3 separate regions of the Homo sapiens genome follow, and all the other regions are linked to region 2. A link is a contact called in ENCODE Hi-C or POLR2A ChIA-PET data. All regions are on one chromosome and are shown on one strand. Each heading gives the region's core, a stretch centred on a gene start or an enhancer-like site at or near the end of the contact. The rest is flanking DNA. Distances are from core to core; before and after follow the strand shown. Region 1 holds the start of CARHSP1 (calcium regulated heat stable protein 1). Region 2 has its middle 88 kb from the start of ATF7IP2. Region 3 overlaps LOC105371082 (a long non-coding RNA gene).

Evidence for each region. A loop is a pair of places that touch in the nucleus more often than their neighbours do. ChIA-PET counts read pairs that join two places held with the same protein, here RNA polymerase II (POLR2A). Pooled maps may share reads with other maps.
Region 1: a loop to region 2 is called in a pooled map, with 6 times the contacts of the local background. The contact joins the promoter of CARHSP1 here to the enhancer-like site in region 2. A Hi-C loop is called at or near these places in 2 of 50 pooled maps. POLR2A ChIA-PET finds 5 or more read pairs at or near these places in 2 of 52 experiments (A549 and activated CD4-positive, alpha-beta T cell).
Region 3: a pooled map shows a loop between it and region 2 (8-fold over the local background). The contact joins two enhancer-like sites. A Hi-C loop is called at or near these places in 2 of 37 single-sample maps with no recorded cell type and 5 of 50 pooled maps.

What each region holds. Positions count from the first base shown.
Region 1 is chr16:8,867,659-8,871,147 of GRCh38, forward strand. It overlaps CARHSP1 (calcium regulated heat stable protein 1), which reads right to left and starts at 1,348. Exons shown (of 4, transcript NM_014316.4): 1 at 1,308-1,348. CARHSP1-DT (CARHSP1 divergent transcript) reads left to right here and starts at 1,623. Exons shown (of 2, transcript NR_186721.1): 1 at 1,623-1,670; 2 at 1,955-2,381. RefSeq lists an enhancer at 511-570 and a silencer at 711-1,670.
Region 2 is chr16:10,295,966-10,299,378 of GRCh38, forward strand. No RefSeq gene overlaps it. Among named protein-coding and RNA genes, the nearest start is that of ATF7IP2, 88 kb to the right of the region's middle. RefSeq lists an enhancer at 1,823-1,872. Within about 2 kb of position 1,571, at least 5 of the 41 ENCODE cell types and tissues checked have a DNase peak (open chromatin) inside an H3K27ac peak, as active enhancers do.
Region 3 is chr16:11,326,710-11,330,388 of GRCh38, forward strand. The region is part of intron 1 of LOC105371082 (a long non-coding RNA gene); the gene reads left to right. Among named protein-coding and RNA genes, the nearest start is that of RMI2, 17 kb to the right of the region's middle. RefSeq lists enhancers at 637-696, 787-856, 917-976, 1,867-1,916, 1,975-2,754. Within about 2 kb of position 1,947, at least 20 of the 41 ENCODE cell types and tissues checked have a DNase peak (open chromatin) inside an H3K27ac peak, as active enhancers do.

The DNA.
Region 1 (3,489 bases), core at 98-2,597, 1.4 Mb before region 2:
GCTCTGCGCCTCTTTCTTGCCCTGAAGGGACCAGCATCGAGAACTCACGGTCATCACCGAGGCCACCCAGGGAGTGCAGAGGGCGGTGGGGTCTCCAAGGAGGACCCCGAGCCCAGAGGAGGGCCAAAGGCCCGAAGGGAGGGAGAACAGAGGCAGAGAGAGGCTGGAGAAGGTAGTGGCGGAAGATAACAGGAAGCCCTGCTGAGAAGTTGGGGACTTAGACGACAATGGGACTTCGGTGGACGATTTTCAGCGTGGGGTAGATCTAAGCGGATTGTTTTTCTAAGTTCCCTCTGGCTTCAGAGTGGCAGCAAATGACAGGGGCAAGCAAGACTGGGCACAGAGAGACTGAGAAATATCAAAACAGCAAGTTAAAAAACAGTAGCTTACGTGTCTCCCGGCACGGGGCTAGCTGCCTCCTTTTACTCTCACACACCCTCTCATGCCAGAAGAAGTCAGAGCCCAGTCTGCAGATGGGGAAACTGAGGCTCCGAGAGGCCTCCTATTTGGCAGAGATTTCCCCACCTATTAAGACCCAAGGCCCTGCCTGGAGCGGGACGTCTCCGCCTCCCCCAGCACACACATCCACTCCAACCCCAGAAAACCATAGGGCCGGAGGCTTCCTTTTTAAAAATCAAAAAAGAACATTTCACTTCCGGCCTGCAAACCTGAACCGCCAGCGCAGCCTGCGGAAAGGGGGCCTGTGGGCGCGGGTGAAGTTTTTCTCCAGCGCCTAAGGCACCCCCACCCCCATCCGGGCGCAAACACCCGGGCCCAGCGCGCCCGGCGGCTCCTCCTCCCCCAGATGCGGCTAATCGCGCGGCGCCAGGACGGCTCCCCACCTCCCCCGCCGGGCCTGGCCGCCGTCCCAACCTCGAGCCACAGCTGGCGCGGCCAGGCCCGGCGGGGGGTGGCTCTGCTTCCCGCGTGCGACGCCCCCCGCGCCTCGCCCCACCGCCCGGCGAGTCCCCCGTCCAGGGCTCCCGCCCAAAGGCAAAAGCAGCGGGGAGGGCGGGAAGAGCTTCCCCTGCACGCAGAGAACAGGTGGCCAGGCGGGAAGTACTACCCGACGTCCGCCTAGAATCCTTGCCGCTGTTGCCACACCCACCCCTTCCCCTGGGGAGGAGCAACCCGCGTTCCCCAAACAGGCCCCGAGAAACCCAGCCCGGAGCCCTCCTCTGCCGAGCTAGAAGACCCTGCAGGATGGGGGACGATGGAGGCAGAGGAGGCCGAGGCCCCACCCCTGCGGCTCCCGGGGCCGCGGGCCAGGGGCGCCTATCCTGGGGTCCCCGAGAAGAGCTCCCTACCCTGCAATCCGTTCTGCTCCGCCAGCCGCTTCGCTCCGACTGAGAGCGCGGAGCTGGGGAGGGGGCGTGGCCCGAGGGGGGGTGGGGCGCCGATCCCCGCCCCCAGGAGCTCCCGGCCAATGGGGCTGCGGGAGGGAGCCCGGGACGGTGGGGGCGGGCGGGGCGGGAGTGGCCCGGACAGGACCTTTGTGTCCGCGCCTTAGACTGGCGGGAGAGCGGAACGCAGAGCGCGGGACGTAGGGGCCGGGGCGGGGCGGGGCGGGGCGGAGCTGGGCTGCACCCACCAGCAGAAAACGCCCCTGCAAAGTGGGGGAACTGTGTCCCTGCGCCCGTGCAGTTCCTTCCCCTCGCCACGCGCGCCAGGTGCGGCTCCCACCTGCCTTTGGCTCTAAAATCTGTATAATCCCGGAGGGTGTCACTTTTAGCAGAAAGGAAATAAAGGAATGAAAAGAGAGACGGAAGAAAACAAGCAAAAAACAGAAAGGAGGAAAAGGGAAAGAAAAAATACACACGCACACACACACCAGAAAAACAGGGTTTTGTTTTCTCGTTGGGGATTTTGATTTTGTTCTCTTCTCTTGTTTCATTTCTAGCCTTCCTTGAGTCCTCTGTTTTTGGAGGTAAAAAATGTTACCTCTGTTTTGCAGGAGAGGAAACTGAGGCACAGAGAGGCGACCAGCCCATGGGCACGGCCAGTCGAGAGCAGCCCCTGAAGGCGAGCCTAGATCCCGGGACCAGGGTCAGCTTGGTATTTGAGGGGCGCGGGGAAGGAGAGAGGTCCCCGGAGCTCGCCCGGGACAACAGGGCCCCCGGAGGCGGCGGTGAGGACTGTGCCTGCCTCACTCTGCAGCCCCTATTGGGGCCACTGGGGAAAAGGCCCAGCAGCGAAACCAACTAGTCCAAGCCAGGCAAGGAACCGTCCTAGACGGCTGGTGGGAACAACCGCGCAGCTGCTGTGGAAAAAGCCCGGCGGTTCCTCAAACCACGAGCCCTGGAGTCTCCATAAAACCCATCAACTCCACTCCTAGGTGTCTGCGCGCCCAAGAGAAATAAAAATGTTTGTCCACACAAAAATTTACTTGAGGCCGGGTGCGGTGGCTCACGCCTGTAATTCCAGCTCTTTGGGAGGCCGAGGCAGGAGGATCACTTGAGCTCAGGAGTTGGAGACCAGCCTGGCCAACATGGCGAAACCCCGTGTCTATGAAAAATACAAAAATTTGCCGGGCTTGGTGGCGGGTGCCTGTAATCCCAGTTACTTGGGAGACTGAGGCAGGAGAATCACTTGAACCCGGGAGGTGGAGGTTGCAGTGAGCCAGGATCATGCCACTGCACTCCAGCCTGGGCGACAGCGAGTCTCCGTCTCGGGGGGGAAAAAAAGTTAAAAATAAATAAATAGGCCGGGCGCGGTGGCTCACGCCTGTAATCCCAGCACTTTGGGAGGCCGAGGCGGGCGGATCACGAGGTCAGGAGAACGAGACCACGGGGAAACCCCGTCTCTATTAAAAATATTAAAAATTAGCCGGGCGCGGTGGCGGGCCCCTGTAGTCCCAGCTACTCGGGAGGCTGAGGCAGGAGAATGGCGTGAACCCGGGAGGCGGAGCTTGCAATGAGCCGAGATAGTGCCACTGCACTCCAGCCTGCCTGGGCGACAGAGCAAGACTCCATCTCAAAAATAAATAAATAGATAAATAATGATTTACTTGTTGGGCTGGGCGTGGTGGCTCACGCCTGTAATCCCAGCACTTTGGGAGACCGAGACAGGAGGATCTCTTAAGCCCAGGAGTTTATGACCAGCCTGGACAACATAGTAAGACCCCTTCTTTACCAAAAAAAAAAAAGTTTTAATTAGCCAGGAGTAGTAGCACCCACCTGTAGTCCCAGCTACTGGGGAGGCTGAGGTGGGAGGATCCCTTGAGCCCAGGAGATCGAGGCTGCTGTGATCCGTGACTGCACTGCTGCACTCCAGCCTGGGTGACAGAGTAAGATTTATAGCAGTATTACTCATAGTAGCCAAAAGGGAGAAACAGCTCAGATGTCCATCAAGTGATGAAAGGATAAACAAAATGTTGTGTATCTATACAGTAGACAACTATTCACTCATCAACAGGAATGAAATCTTGATGCAAGCTACAACATAGAGGAACCTTGAAAATATGCTAAGAGAAAGAAGCCACACAAAGGC
Region 2 (3,413 bases), core at 321-2,820:
AGGACAAAGTGGGTGGATCACTTGAAGCCAGGAGTTGGAGACCAGGCTGGGCAACATGACAAAACCCCATCTCTACAAAAAATACAAAAATTAGCTGGGCATGGTGGCATGCACCTCTGGCCCCAGCAACTCAGGAGGCTGAGGTGGGAGGATCGCTTGGTCCTGGGAGGTGGAGGTTGCAGTGAGCTAAGATCATGCCACTGCACTCCAGCCCAGGCAACAGAGTGAGACTCTGTCTCCAAAAAAAAAAAAAAAAAAAAATTCAACCTCTAGAAGCAAAGTAGAGAATCTCATTCCTATCCAGCTGGCACTGACTATGTGGGAGTTTGACATTATGTTTAGGGGCTAAAGTTTTTTTATTCCAATAGATCATGTACGAGTTAAGGGATATTATCCATTCGAATAAAACCTTCGCCCTCTGAAAGTTCCCTGAAAATCAACTGACAAAATGTAAATGATAGAAGAAAAGGCATACACGTTTATTAGCATGTGCTGGGGAGGATCGCAGAGTGATGGCCTAATATCCCAAAGGGATACAGATTCTTCTATATCCGACTTCTTAGGGGAGAGGATCATGGAAAAGTGTGAATGATTTTAGGAGAATAGCAAAGGATTTTTATTTTTATTATCATTATTATTTTGAGACAGAGTTTTGCTCTTGTCGCCCAGGCTGGAGTGCACTGGCGCAATCTCCACCTACTACAACCTCCGCCTCCTGGGTTCAAGCAATTCTCCTGCCTCAGCCTCCCGAATAGCTGAGATTACAGGTGCCCACCACCATGCCCAGCTAATTTTTGTATTTTTAGTAGAGACGGGGTTATGCCGTGTTGGGCAGGCTGGTCTCCAACTCCTGACCTCAGGTGATCCACCCGCCTCGGCCTCCCAAAGTGCTGGGATTACAGGCGTGAGCCACAGCTCCCAGCCACAAAGGATTTTTAGGGGAATTCAATGGGCTTAGAGAACACACAGTGGCTCAGAACAAAGTCTGTTGGGTCTGCAGAGCAGAAAATGATTTGTGACAAGTCTGTTCAGGTGTGTTGGCAGACTTCAGTCAGTCTTCCTGCGATGTGAGTTCAGCTAATGAAAACTCAGGGACCGGGGTCATTGTTTTCTTCTTTTTCAGGTCCGGGCTTTAGGTAGATAAGGGAACTTCAGAGAACAACTTCATCCTGTGTTTTGGGAGACACGGAGGACTGAGCGATGAGAAGTAGGTGGGTGAGGTCAGAGAGACCTTAGGTCTTCCTCAGTTCGGCCCATCAGAGTGCCCTATTTTGGGGTATCGGTTTCTGACTCCCAACAATGGTGAAAAAATTGGGCTTGAAGTGGACTGGAAAGTTAGTAAAATTTCTTTAACTGTAGCAGGAGGAGTCATAGACACAACCTCTCAGACACCGGATTGTGGAAGGAAAGAGCTTTATTCTTCTGGGAGCATCGGCAGACTCAAGTCCTAGAAACTGAGCTCCCTGAATAAGTAATTCCTGTCCCTTTTAAGGGCTCACACCTCTAAAGGGACTGCATGAAGAGGGGGTCGTGACCGATTGGGCAAGCGAGGGGTAGGTGACTGACGGCTGCATGCACCAGTAATCACAACGAAACAGAACAGAACAGGGAGTTTCACAACGCTTCCTCATACAGTGTCTAGAATCTATAGATAACTCAAGCAGTGAGGTCAGGGGTTGAATTTTAACTACCAGGCCCGAAATGTGACGCTGGGCTGTCTGACTATGAATTTCACTTCTGCTTATTCTTTTAACTTCTACCTTTTCAGCAAACAAGAAATTAAGTATAAGACAACATGAGGAGTGGTCTCCTTTCTCATGACCACCTCCGCTAGTTCAGAGAAAGGCGCCCACAGTGACTGGGTGACCAAGATATAGTTGCCTCAGACATTTGCATTTCAAAGGGGATAAATCCAAGACCTTTGAAAAAAATGTTTCTGGGTTGTAAATCTGGCAAGAGGCTTACTTGCCTCTGAAGAGATTTATAGACACACCAAAAGATTAAAGTAAGAATTTACGACCACTAGGTTTCTCTCAGGAATACTCTAAGAGGAGGAGGATATGGTCTCTTTTCTTTTGTGGTAACAGGGGAAATTCTTTTTTTTGTTTTTTCTTTTTTCTTTTTTTTTTTCTTCAATTGGTGATACTCAATTGTCCCAAAACTCTTAGAGTGATTAGAACAGAAAAAGTTAAATATATCATTGATTTATTTTTTCGGTCTATTTTTTTCAAAATGCCATTATAAGGGTAACACAATTTTATTGTGAGGAAACTGGGGAAGTAAAGAAAATCATGAGGAAACTCAAAGCCAGCTTTTGAAGTTCATTCTAAAAGGATGAACTCAATTTGGGTCTGCTTGGTAATTATGTAAATGTCCTGTTATAATTGATAATTAACTATTTTGTGTTTTGCATCATCAAAGCCAGCTCGGTATAGTTGAATAAAAGGTACACCAAATGAAATCTCATATCTAGACTAATTTCAAGAGAACCAAAGGAAATTATTATAATTATCATGAACTTTCTAATCACTAGAACAGCATAAAACCTTTCTTTATGTAGCAAAGTACCAATGAGTGGCAGGTGCAAGATAGAGGCTGTCACAAAAGAAAGGGCAGCCTAAGAATGAGAAGTTATAGCTTCTCTTTTCTATTTCTCCTCCCAGAGGTTGAGTTCTGCATGCCCTCCGTCCCCACAATTCTACTTGACATTGCCACTGCCTTCCTCTAACCTGTCTCTGTTTCTTCCTTACATTGCTGGTGGAATGACCATTCCGTCTGACATATCAGATTATTCACTATTTCTTCCTTCTCTGTTACTCATTTGTTGAACAAGTTTACTGAGCATCTATGTGCCAGCCACTAGCCAAAATGCTGTGGCAAGACCTGGCACAGTGGTTCATGCCTATAATCCCAGCATTTTGGAAAGCTGAGGCATGGCCAATTGCTTGAGACCAAGAGTTCACAACCAGTCTGGGCAACATGGCGAAACTCTGTCTCTACAAAAAAATAAACCAGCAAACAAAAAAAGTTAGCCAGGAGTGGTGGCACACACCTGTGGTCCCAGCTACTTGAGAGGCTGGGGTGGGAGGATCACCTGAGACTGGGAGGTCGAGGCTGCAGTGAGCTGAGATCGCACCAGTGCACTCCAGCCTGGGTGACAGAGAAAGACCCTATCTCAAAAACAAAACAAAACAAAGTGCTGGGGCTATAACCATGAAAGTGATAGGAGAGAGCGCTGGTAACAGTACTCTCTTCTTCATTCTCTTCCTCCTGGCCTATCTCCTTCTTCCTCCTTTCCCTAGTTTCACTACTTGGGGCTCCAATATGAAGACCTTTTTGGATGTATTGCATCTTCGTATCTCCAGGGCCCAGCACAATGGCTGTATTTTCGTACATGCTTCTCCAGCATGTAT
Region 3 (3,679 bases), core at 697-3,196, 1.0 Mb after region 2:
GGCTGGTCTCGAATTCCTGAGCTCAAGTAATCCTCCCACCTCAGCCTCCCAAAGTGCTGGGATTACAGGCGTGGGCCCCCGTGCCCAGTCCCTCATGCCATTTCTGTGCCACTAGGAAGTAACACTGGCTAACCAGGTTGACATTTCTCTTGTTCCCAGAGTGAAACGAATGAGTGCTTCTTCTTTAATCCTGCAACTACCCCACATGGTCAGCACTTATATTTTCACTCTTACTTGGCAGATGAAGAAATTGAGTCCTGTTAAGGAACGTGCTTAGGATCACATGCTAGGAGGTGGTCGTGCTGGAATTCAAATCCAGGCAGGTGCTAGCTTGAGAGCCACTGCTCTATAAAGCCCTTCTCAGGCCTCCACTCAGGCCAAGGGAGGAGGAAGGGCCCTCAGGCAGGAGCAGCGTGAGCAAAGGTCTGGAGCTGGGACTGAGCATGGCATGTCAGGAGAGAGAGACAAGAGCTCTGTGGCCATGGGGAGCAGCGTGAGGTCAAAATGGAGAGGCAAGAGGAGGGAGGGGTGTGGAGGTCCCTGAATGCCAGCATGAACGCTCCGGGCCTTCTGTGGGGTGGGCGGCACGGGAGAAAGGGAGTCTAGCCAGCTCCGGCTGGGTGCCCTGGCTCAAACCATCCTTGCCTCAGGCAAGGACACCTGCATGGACCCAGTCGCTCAAGTCCCAAACCAAGTCCATCCTTGAGTTCTGTCTTTGTCTCCCCTCATCGGGCCGTGGGGAGTAGAGTGAAACCGCAGCTGCAGCCTCCTGGCTAGTCTCTCCACTCCTCTGCCCCCACAGCCCAGTCTCCACGCGGCGGCCAGGGGCGTCTACTGAAAACGAAAATCAGGTCATGTCTCTCTCTTTCTCTTTCTCTCTCTCTTTTTTTTTTTTTGAGATGGAATCTCCCTCTGTTGCGCAGGCTGGAGTGCAACCACCTCCCGGGCTCAAGTGATTCTCCTGCCCCAGCCTCTCAAGTAGATGGGTTTATAGGCCACCCACTACCACGCCCGGCTAATTTTTGTATTTTTGGTAGAGACGGGGTTTTGACATGTTGGCCAGGCTGGTTTCCTGACCTCAAGTGATCCTCCCACTTTGGCATCCTAAAGTGCTGAGATTACAGATGTGAGCCACTGTGCCCAGCCTCCTCTCTCTGTCTCTCCCCACCCCTCCCCTCAAAAATGCGCATTCCTGGTACATTTAAAGCAAAATCCAAATTCCTTTAAGTGGCCTGTGAGTCTCTACCTGATCTTGCCTCACCGACCTCTTGACTGCATCACTGACTGCTCCCCCATCACTGCGCACCCATACTGGCCTTTCTGTTCCTCATACACACAGGGTCGCTCCCGCTGCAGGGCCTTAGCATTCGCCATTCCCTCTGGTGGGAGTGGCCCTTCCCCAGCCCACCAGCCCCTTCTGTCATTCAGGTCTCAGCTGAGGGAGCCTGTGCAGATAAGCCCCTCTCCCCACCCCTCCTGGTTTATTTTCTTCATCTGCATGTGCTTAGCACCCGAAATTGTCTCTTGCTCTCTCCCCATCCTTCACCAGATTATAAACTCCATAAAAGCAGGGTCTTTTGTTGGTTTTGTTCACCGCTGCATCCCAGGCATTCAGTGAGCACTTGTTGAGTGAAGAAATCAGACTCAGTCTTCCCCTCTGTAAAATGGGACCACATCAAACCTCCTGGCAGGGTAGTGGTGTGGCTCAGAGGTAACGTTTGTACACAGTTGGACTTCTTCCCTACTGGCCCAAGGACTTACCTGGCCACCCCTCCTGGAACCCAGCCTCCTCCAGCTCCCCCAAGCCCTCTGCCTTGGGAGCGGACACCTTAGCAGAAGGGCCGTCCTCCAGACCCTTTGCAGCCAGGCCTCTCTGCTCACAGATCCCTGAGGACATCCGGAGGTTGGTGCCCAGAGCCTAGCCCCAGGCTCATGCAAATTCTGTCTTCCAGTTCAGCAGCTGTGGCCTCCTTCACTCGGCCTTTTAAAAGAAATTCTTGGGCTGACTCACACTTCCTTTGTCTCCAGCTGGGTTCACTCAAGTGTCGCTGTTTTGCAAGGCTGAGGTTTGAGTCCCTCAGAAGCAATCTCTGATGCAGGGGCGCTGTGTGCTTCATTGAACTTCGAATGAAGGTCAGGCCCCCCAGAAAACCTCATACCAGGACAGTTGGGAAACTACCCCTCACTGGTGGTCAGGGCATTCTGGGTTGGAGAAACTGCTTTGGGGCTTTGGCAGGTGTTCATTTTGTCCATCCCCCTGCCTCCCACCTAACCCCATCCCAAACTCACTCAAAAAAATGCCCCTACTGCCCTGGGGGGTGCATTTCAACGTCTCATGTACCCCGCTTTTCCTTCCTTCCCTGTGAAATCAGGCGTTTGGATTCAGCGCACTGCTCAGAAGGTTTGTTTCTTTCTGTGCAAACACGTGGAGTGATGCTCTGTCTCGATTTTCTAGAACACTTCCACTTTCACAGAATTGCGGTTATTTTGAGAAAAAGGGTCTGTTACAGGTACAACAATATACTGGTACTGGTCTGCATTTCTTGTTTCTGTCCCTGGAAGAGTTTTTATGTAAATAAAGTCACACTGCTCCAGGGGAAAGGAATTCCTGAGGAATTCCCTGGAGAGAAAGGGATGAGTGATATTTAACCCATTTTCTCCCGTCTCCAGTAGAAAGAACTGGAGCTTTGGAGGCAGGCTGATTTCAGGGTCAACCTCTTCCTGGCTGTGAGGCATTGAGTAAGTTACTTAACCTCTCAAAGGGCCTGAATTTCTTGGGGGTAGATTTAGGGCACAGTTATCCCTGGATACTATTTTTGAGGGGGGAGTCGAACCTTTTTTATTTACTTATTTTTTTTAGAGACAGGGTCTTGCTCTGTCATCCAAGCTGCAGTGCAGTGGCATGATCACAGCTCACTGCAGCCTCGACTTCCTAGGCTCAAGTGATCCTACCACCTCAGCCTCCCAAGTAGCTGGGACTACAGGCACACAACACCATGCCCAGCTAATTTTTTAATTTTTTGTAGAGACGGGGGTCTCCCTGTTACCCAGCCTGGTCTTGAACTCCTGGGCTCAAGCGATCCTCCCGCTTTGGCCTCCCAAAATGTTGGGATTATAGGCGTGAGCCTGGCCTGGAACCTATTTTTAATAAATGGAAGTGAAATTCACGTAACATAAAATTAACTAATTTGAAATGAACAATTCAGTGGTGCTTAGTACATTTACAGCGTTGTGCAACTACCACCTCTCTTTAGTTGGAAAACATTTTCATCATTCCCAAAGGAAACTCTGTATCCATTAAGCAGTCATTCTCTACTCCCTCTTCTCCTTGGTAGTTAACTTAGGTACTACTGGGCTTTCTTGACTGAAGTCCCTGAAGAAGAAACAAATATTTTCCAGCTGGGCCACCACCTGTGACAAGTTGTCATTTGCACGGGGCTGGGATTCTGTTCTGGGTATGTATGTGCCATTCTATATATATGTGTGTGTGTATATATATATATATATATATATTTTTTTTTTTTTTTTTTTTTAATGCAGAGACTCACTCTGTTGACCGGGCTGGAGTGTAGTGGCATGATCTCAGCTCATTGCTACCTCCGCCTCCCAGGTTCAAGCGATTCTCCCACCTTAGCCTCCTAAGTAGCTGGGACTACATGTGTCCACCACCATGCCTGGC